Linked DNA regions of Homo sapiens: regions 1 and 3 are each linked to region 2. Evidence: chromatin contacts called from ENCODE Hi-C or POLR2A ChIA-PET data. All regions are on one chromosome and are shown on one strand. The core of a region is the stretch at or near the end of the contact, and the rest is flanking DNA. Distances in the headings are between cores, read along the strand shown. Region 1 overlaps LCLAT1 (lysocardiolipin acyltransferase 1). Region 2 holds the start of LINC01936 (long intergenic non-protein coding RNA 1936). Region 3 overlaps LCLAT1 (lysocardiolipin acyltransferase 1).

What was found. Hi-C counts contacts between places; a loop is a spot of excess contacts on that map. ChIA-PET counts read pairs that join two places held with the same protein, here RNA polymerase II (POLR2A). Pooled maps may share reads with other maps.
Region 1: a loop to region 2 is called in a map of cardiac septum, with 3 times the contacts of the local background. The contact joins the enhancer-like site here to the promoter of LINC01936 in region 2. A Hi-C loop is called at or near these places in 4 of 168 maps with a recorded cell type or tissue (Right ventricle myocardium inferior, cardiac septum, heart left ventricle and 1 more) and 10 of 50 pooled maps. POLR2A ChIA-PET finds 5 or more read pairs at or near these places in 1 of 52 experiments (activated T-cell).
Region 3: a loop to region 2 is called in a map of cardiac septum, with 2.9 times the contacts of the local background. The contact joins the enhancer-like site here to the promoter of LINC01936 in region 2. A Hi-C loop is called at or near these places in 1 of 168 maps with a recorded cell type or tissue (cardiac septum), 2 of 37 single-sample maps with no recorded cell type and 3 of 50 pooled maps. POLR2A ChIA-PET finds 5 or more read pairs at or near these places in 3 of 52 experiments (WTC11, activated CD4-positive, alpha-beta T cell and activated T-cell).

Annotation. Positions count from the first base shown.
Region 1 is chr2:30,509,858-30,512,557 of GRCh38, forward strand. The region is part of intron 1 of LCLAT1 (lysocardiolipin acyltransferase 1); the gene reads left to right. Among named protein-coding and RNA genes, the nearest start is that of LCLAT1, 64 kb to the left of the region's middle. Within about 2 kb of position 1,379, at least 11 of the 41 ENCODE cell types and tissues checked have a DNase peak (open chromatin) inside an H3K27ac peak, as active enhancers do; they include heart left ventricle and heart right ventricle, where a contact is called at or near this core.
Region 2 is chr2:30,345,276-30,347,975 of GRCh38, forward strand. LINC01936 (long intergenic non-protein coding RNA 1936) reads left to right here and starts at 1,371. Exons shown (of 2, transcript NR_122048.1): 1 at 1,371-1,840.
Region 3 is chr2:30,582,801-30,585,500 of GRCh38, forward strand. The region is part of intron 5 of LCLAT1 (lysocardiolipin acyltransferase 1); the gene reads left to right. Among named protein-coding and RNA genes, the nearest start is that of LCLAT1, 140 kb to the left of the region's middle. Within about 2 kb of position 1,436, at least 2 of the 41 ENCODE cell types and tissues checked have a DNase peak (open chromatin) inside an H3K27ac peak, as active enhancers do.

The DNA of each region.
Region 1 (2,700 bases), core at 129-2,628, 160 kb after region 2:
CCAACAAAGCAGAGTGCTATATGACAGATAAAATCAGTGTCATCAGCTGATGTGGAAGCCAAATGTGGCAGGGAGAGCAGGAATTTTATTAGCACATGGTCAAGAAGCCAAGTACAGATTAGGATTTGTGCCAGGTTCACCTGGACACTCTATTCTTGACTCAAACAGATGGTTTGTTTAGTAGCAAGGATTTTGGTGATAACAACTTTCAGAGAGTCTTCCTTTTGTGCCATCCTCTCAGAATTTGGACCGAATGCCTTCTCTATCTAATGTATAGTTGTCACCCTGAAATCTCCCTTTCAGGATCATCCTTCTTGACCTCTCATCTATGATGATCTCTTACTTGCTGTATTTCAGATCTCCCTTAGTCTTTGTTTACTTCTTTTAGTGGAGCCCATTTTCCAGTAGCTTCTTTTTAAAAGATTGTATGGGAAGTCACTTTTACACCTGGCATGTCTGACAGTGTTTTTCTACCAACTACTCTAACACTTGCTACAGGGACGGGTTGGAAATAATTTTCTTTAGAATCTTAAAGTTTTTGTTCTGTTTTTGTCTTGCTCCTGGTATTGGCTGCTGAGATGTTCAAAGCTGGTCTAATTTTTAATCCTTTGTATGTAACCTGTTTTTTCCTTTCTAGAAGGTTTGTGGAACGTTCTTTGTCTCCACTCTTCTGTAAGTTACAGTGGTATTCCTTGGTGAACATCTGTTTTCATCCATTATCTTTGCTATTAGTAGGCTCTGTTAATGTGGAATGTCATTTTCTCCGGTTCCGGGGAATTTTTTTGAGATTGTTGTTGCTGATTTCCCCCTCTCCAATTTCTCACAACTCTTTTTGGCCCTTGTATTACTGGCATATGGGACCTCGTGTCTTGGCCCTTTCATATATTCTTTCTGCTTTCCATCTCTTTATCTTCTGCTGGGCTTTTTGGGAGATTTTTTCTCAACTTTATTTTCTAACTCTTTGGTCGTGTATAATTTTTGCTAATCATTTTTGCTGTTTTAAACTTTCAGTAGCTCTTTTATTCTCTGGATATTTCCTTTCTTCATTTTATTTTCCCACAAGAACATGTTATTGTTTCCTGATTGCAGTATTTATTGTCTTTTTGAAAATGTTAAAGATAGTTTTCTTTGAAGTTTTCTTTTCCCCTGAATAGTTTATTTCCTTCAAGTATACTTTTTTTTCTGTTTAATTTAGTCTCTAATGTCATGTTAGAGTGTTTGCTCAGAAGTCTCATTATCTGTTCCTAATAAAAAATGGGTGATTTAGAAAGCCAGTAGAGGCTTGCACGTAGGTGAGGCTTGTGAACTTTGGGCTTTACTGAGGGGTGATTTATGTGGGCTGTTTATTAGGGAATCCCTCAATGTTTCTGTATTTTCGAACTCCTGACCTCAAGTGATCTGACCGCCTCGGCCTCCCAAAGTGCTAGGATTACAGGCATGAGTCACCGCGCCTGGCCTGTTTCTGTATTTTTGTCTTTCCTCATAGCCTGGTCAGACATCCCAGAGAGTACACTCCTGTCTTCTGCCTAGGACTGTGCTGTTCAATACTGTGGCCACTACCCACATGTAGCTATTTAAATTGAAATATAATTAAGTTAAAAATTCATTTCTTCAATGGCACTAGCCACATTTCAGATGCTCAATAGCTACATGTAGCTAATGGCTGCAGTTTTGGACAGCATAACTAGGGAACATTTCCATCATTGCAGAATATTCTATAGGACAACTGGCATAGGACCAAAGATCTTGTTGCCAGCCATCTGAGAGCTCATCCAGGGAAGATGGTCTGAGGTTTTAGCATTCAGGATTCAGCATGTATATGGTCACTTAATCCCACTGTTCTTAGAGTGGTGACCATGCCCTAAACTGTGCATTTCCTAATTGGGAAACTCTGTTTTACCTTCTCTAGAGAATAGACATGCAAGTTTATGCTGCGGTAGGAGAGGGACAGTTACCCAGAGGTGCAGAGAGAGAAGGGAATCTAGGAATCCACCTGCCCCTCACTCATTACCTAATCCTCTTTATTTTGGCAAACTGCCATTCATCTCCATTTGCATCCAGCAGTACCTGATGCTTCCGCCTCCTAGGCCTTAGGAGGATTCTGTGGGTTTGTTTTCAACTTTTTCCTCTGCTGGCTTACACTTTGTCTTTGCAGGTCAGCCAGGATAGTCAACATTTGGCTTTCTGCTTTCCAGCTTTTAAAATGTTGTTCTTTTTTTGGTTATTCTTTGTAGGTGTGGGATTTTTAGTGTGTTTTTTGAGAGAGCACAATTAGATATTTCATCTTAATATGAAACTCTTCAGACCTTTTTAGTTTTGTTTTTAGTTTTTTGGAATTCTTATTTTATTTCATGACACATTTGTTTTTATCAAAATTAATAAATTTATGTAAGCAAAAATAGAAAAAATTAACCACTGTATAATGTATATATAAAAGGTTATCATATTCTAGATAATGCTTTGTAACTCCTCATTTTCCTTATGTTGATATTGTTCTGCTGGATGTCTTCTCTTTGCCCTCTGGACACGCTCTCCATTCTTTTCTTTTGTCTGCCTCAAGAGACCCAGGGGGCACACTTTTCTCTTATTTCCAGTTGGGTGAGGTCAAGGGGAAGGAAGCCCTCGAAGGAGATAAAAGGGTGGATGGAGATTAAGGAGAGGATATTTATCTCCAGATAGCCTCTTTGTGGCATAATCTTG
Region 2 (2,700 bases), core at 121-2,620:
GATCAATAAAATACTCTGAAGCATAAGAAAATAATATGTCAGGATAAAAATCTGTGAAGGAAGTAGGAATAGTAATAAGAGTTCCAGGAGATAAAAAGAAAGATGTAAAATTCCTGAATGCCAATCAGCTTTTTCATAAATTTTAAAATGGATGATAGGGGCTACCAAATTGTCGATGTTACATTCCACTGGATCCATTTTAAAGTGTGAAGTCACAGTAGGTTTTAAATATCAATATTTACAATAAGCCAGAAACCACAGTTTTTGCAGCTACTTAACTTTTGAACTTCATTTTTTAAATGTGCTGGGGGTAGACAGTGGATAGCTTTACAAAATTCTGTTAGGGGTACATACATAAACAAGTAAGGCATGGGCCCTACCTGTCTGACGACACTCTCTCTGCTTTTTCCACTTCTCTAAGTTGGCCTCTAAACAGCACCTTCTCAGCACTTGGGTAATAATGACATCAAAAAGCAATGAAGGCCAGGTGCGGTGGCTCCTGTCTGTAATCCCAGCACTTTGGGAAGCTGAGGCAGGTGGATCATTTGAGGTCAGGAGTTCGAGACCAGCCTGGCCAACATGGTGAAACCATGTCTCTACTAAAATTACAAAAAAAATGAGCTGGGAGTGACGCTGCATGCCTGTAATCCCAGCTACTCAGGAAGCTGAGGCATGAGAATCACTTGAACCCCCGGGGAGGCGGAGGTTGCAGTGAGCCAAGATCGCACCACTGCACTCCAGCCTGGGTGACAGAGCAAGACTCTGTCTTAAAAAAAAAAAAAAAAAAAAAAAAGCAAAGAAGAAGTAAGCAACTCCCCCTCCTCCCATATCCTAGGAAGTACAGAGAAAACTATTCTATATGGGTTGAGCCCCTATTATGGGGCAGGTCCTATTTGGGGCATTGAATTCATCTGTCTTTATTGCTCTAATAGGGACACTATCACTCCCATTTTACTGATGAGGAAATGGAGGCTCAGAGGAACACATAAGCTGTTTATGGACTTACAGCTGCTACAGCTTACAGCTGGTAAGCACCAGAGCCAGGATTCAGCCCAGCTCTGGCTTAATCCAAAGCCAGTGCTTCTCCATGATATCATCCATGCTGCCTCCAGAAATCAGAGCAGAATTAGGGGCCACCTTGGTTTTATTTTCTTTCTCTGATAAAAGTGAAGTAGGGCACAAGACCCTGCCCAGTTCTTTTCCTACAGGCCTTTGAACATTCCCCAGCAAAGTGAGAAGGGAAAGCTCAGGGCTACCTCCAGTGCTAGCGCAGAGGGCGGGAGTATCAGCTGGCTGGCTGGAGCTGGCCAAGCCCCTCCTCTCCTCCTCCTGCTTCCCCCTCCATCCAGGCTCCACCGGGAACCTGTCCCAGACGCCTACCCCGCCTGAGCCAGAGGAAGGGAGGAAAACAATAGCAAAAACCAGGACCCTTCGGACTTGCCGCTGAATGGGGATTTTCGTCGGATGTTGAGTTTACCTGGAATGCCCCGGTGTTATTTTGGGAAGGCAGACATCCCACGGAAACAATGAAGTGGAAAAGAAAACAGCTAAAGCAAAATCTAGAGCCCAGTTTTTGCCAAACCAGCCCCACGTGGGCTGGGCAGGCTCTGGAAGCCCAAGTCAGGCCGATGAAGAGCGGCTGAGGCCGTGGGGATCTGGTTTACCAGGAGGGCACATGGAGGATGCAAGAAAAGGAAGAGCCGTATTCAAGTCCCCACTTCAGTGATGAGGCAGAAAGACCCTGCGCCTGACCACGTGGGAACAGCCTGCAGTGAGCGGTGACGCCGCCTGGCTTGAGCTAAGTGCTGGGCTCCACCATTCATTGGCTGAGTGACCTTAGGCAAGTCACTTAACCTCTCAGAGCTTCCTTATCCTCATGTAGAAGATGGAGGTGGGGCGCGGTGGCTCACGCCTGTAATCCCAACACTTTGGGAGGCCGAGGCGGGTGGATCACCTGAGGTCAGGGGTTCAAGACCAGCCTGGGCAACATGGCAAAACCCCATCTCTACAAAAAATACAAAAATTAGCCCGACGTGATGGTGCGTGCCTGCAGTCCCAGCTACTTGGCAGGGCGAGGTGGGAGGATCACTTCAGCCGGGGAGGCAGAGGCTGCAGTGAGGCATGATTGCACCACTGCATTCCAGCCTGGTCAATAGAGCGGGACCCTGTCTCAAAAAAAAAAAAAAAAAAAAAAAAAGGCAGTGGGAGTGGGAGTGATTTGCTTTAAAGGAACAGAGGAAAGATAAAATATATCTCTATATAATTATATACATTATATATAATATATTTACATATTTTATATATATAAATATATATATATATGTCCTTAGATATAGGTGTATATTTTCATATATAATTGATGAGAATTATAGATTATAGAGAGCAGTCATCTGGGAAAAAGTTTACAAACTGCTATCAGGCACTGGAGAGAATTTACTCAGGAGAAAAGGCCTAGGGAAGAAGGAAAGAGATAAAGTCCACTGAGCTAGCAGGGGCTGAAAAGGGAGAAGATCCTTCGAAGCTCCCTGTGCATGGTTTGACTTTGGTTTGCAGCACCAGCTCCTCCCATGCATAATATTACATAGTATTCTGGCTCTCTATGGCCCCTGCAAGACATAATTTATTTTTAGGGATTTATTGAGAATCTGTTGAATGCATTGCACCACGCCAGCATGGCAGGGAATCAGGAGCTAAGTCAAA
Region 3 (2,700 bases), core at 186-2,685, 240 kb after region 2:
GGCAGCAATTACAGAAAATGGGAATGTTAGATGTCACAGAGTATGATGGAATATGCCTGAGAATTCTCACCTTTTATGCAGCCTTAAGTTCCATTGGCTAATAGCTTGTAACATTTACATAAATTGAAGCAGATTGCTATTCTTTTATAAAGGTCATCCTCTTTTATGACTTCAGAACTTTTAATAATTCAGATCTTTGTATTCTGCTGACCATTTTTCTGCACTATAAACCAGTTCATTTTATTTTATACTCTAATTAGCTCTTTATTTAAAGTGTTTTTATTTAAAGTGTTGGCACACAAGTTTAAGATAAGCTAAATTAGCCAACACATATAACTAGCTATTGGGTATTAATCAAAAGGATGATAGTATGGCTTACTGTTAAAATAAAACTCAGTATTTAGATCTTAATTTGCAATTTGAGGAGCTAAACCAGAAGTTTCTCAGATGCATCTATTGCCTCTTTTGCTATCTTGGGAATAGAGATAGGTAGCAATTACAAGTCAAATTTCATTTCTGTAAACTTTAAGATCATGGGTTTCGTTGTTTCATTAAAGTGCCATCCAAAAATAGTGTTCTACATCACCACAATAGCAGTGTTGTCCTCTGGCTGCCATTGTCCTTACCCAAGGCCTAAAAAGCACATACTTGATTTTTTTTTCTGTTTCAGTATTTTAGTCCATCCACTTGTAAACAGATTTCCCACCACAACCCCCAATGCAGTTTCTGTCTGGCAAGATAATGCTGAAACATCATACTCTCACCTTGGGGAAGGGTGGTTGGAAAAGATAAAACCCTTAGCTTCCAGGTCCATCTGCTGAAATTGTCCGAATTTGGCCAGTGTATTATATTAAGTGATAGCAAATGGAGAGAAAAGAAGAAAATGAATCTTGACGAGTGAGCTGCCATCATTTCTGTGGCAGTCTTTACCAATACTGTTAAATTTCTACCCATTGGATTTTTCAGGCTTCTAATTATTGGTATGTATATTATATGTGGTGTTTGTGTAGCCACTCAGGATTTTAAATTTGCTTTGGTTTGGTTTTTTTCATGTTGAATTAGGTGGGAATGTTTGAAATAAACAAGAAGATAAGGGAAGGGCTCTTTTCTTTCCTTTTAAGTTCCAGGATACATATGCAGAACGTGCAGGTTTGTTACTTAGGGATACGTGTGCCAAAGTGGTTTGCCGCACCTGTTGACCCTTCCTCTAACTTCCCTCCCCTCGCCCCCCACCTCTCAGCAGGCCCTGGTGTGTGTTGTTCCCCTCCCTGTGTCCATGTGTTCTCATTGTTCAACTCCCACCTATGAGTGAGAACATGCAGTGTTTGTTTTTATTTCTATTTGTGGCCATCTTCTTGGATCCCGTCAGCCAAACTGGTCTTTTCTTTTTCTGAATCCGTGTAGCAGTTTAACTGTATGTCTATTAAGATTCCTCAGTGTTGTAGTTACATGCGTGAACCTCTCTTCTCTACCCTGTTAGCCTGTTGACTACCCTGTTCTTGCTTCCTTTTTTTACCCGCACTCAATGCATCTAGCCAAAAATAGCTTTGTTGTTGTTGCAGTTGTTCTTAACTGTTCTGGCTGGCTGAATCACATTTAGAATGGCTTTAATAATAAGGAAGGCTTCTTGTTGACTTTAATGAATTCATTCAAGATATAATGTGTATGGTAGGTACAGATGTCACAGTCTTAAAGAGGGTTAAAGAATATCACTGCTTTGTATGGTATAGAGCTTGATGGTGTATGGCCACACTCTGACAATATCCTGGAAGGTTCTCTGGATTTCTTGCTGTAATTCTTTCTAGTTTATTGTCTGTGTATAATTAGACAGTGCTTTCTAAGTAGCAAAACTTGGTTGTAGATACTGATGCAGCTTAGCAAAAAATGTTCTATGATGGCAGTTAGTCCAACTTTTATCTTCTTCAGGGCCATCAGGCCTCTGTAATAATTAGAATCCATAAAAACTGGCTATATTCTAGACTAATATAAAAGTTTTATGTTCTTCAGTGATGTCTCAAGCACATCATAAAGCATCAGTGATCTTTCCAACAATGTTCCTTTGTGCCGGTGATTTGGGTGATCGGAAAAGTTTGCCAGTGGAAGAACCACTTGCTGCCCTGATAAGGAACCAATATTACTATATTTCAAAAAAAAAAAAAAAAAAAAACCCTCTAGGCTTACCTAAAGGACATGAGTAGAGGTAAGGTTTTATATATCAGAGTGATGTTGTAGCCAAGTTACAGTCTCTATGGGGTAAATGAGAAATAATCTTGATCATCACGATGATGGGCTCATTTTTCAAACTACCTCTGTGTTGACCATGCTATCTGCCTTATTGCCTTCATTAAAACATAGCTGTCTCCTGACTCCATGCCTCTTCCTTGTTTCCCTCTCAAGCGCTGTTCATTTTCTCATATCTCACTACCATATAATGTTCTTAATTTACCTCTGATTTATCCATCCTCGGTAAAAAAAAATACCGAGTCAAAAAACATTTTTTTGAGCCTTTTGTCATCTAAATATAGCAACTTTTACCTCTCTCAGAAATCAGTCAACCCTTCACTACATCCTCTGCCTCAGCCTTCATTTCACTGGAGAGGGGAGACTTAGCACCTGGCTCAGTCTTCCATTCCCTCTCTAGTCTAGCCACATTCTTAGGTAAGTTCACCGTCTGCATGATAACTCATGCCAGTTCCATGA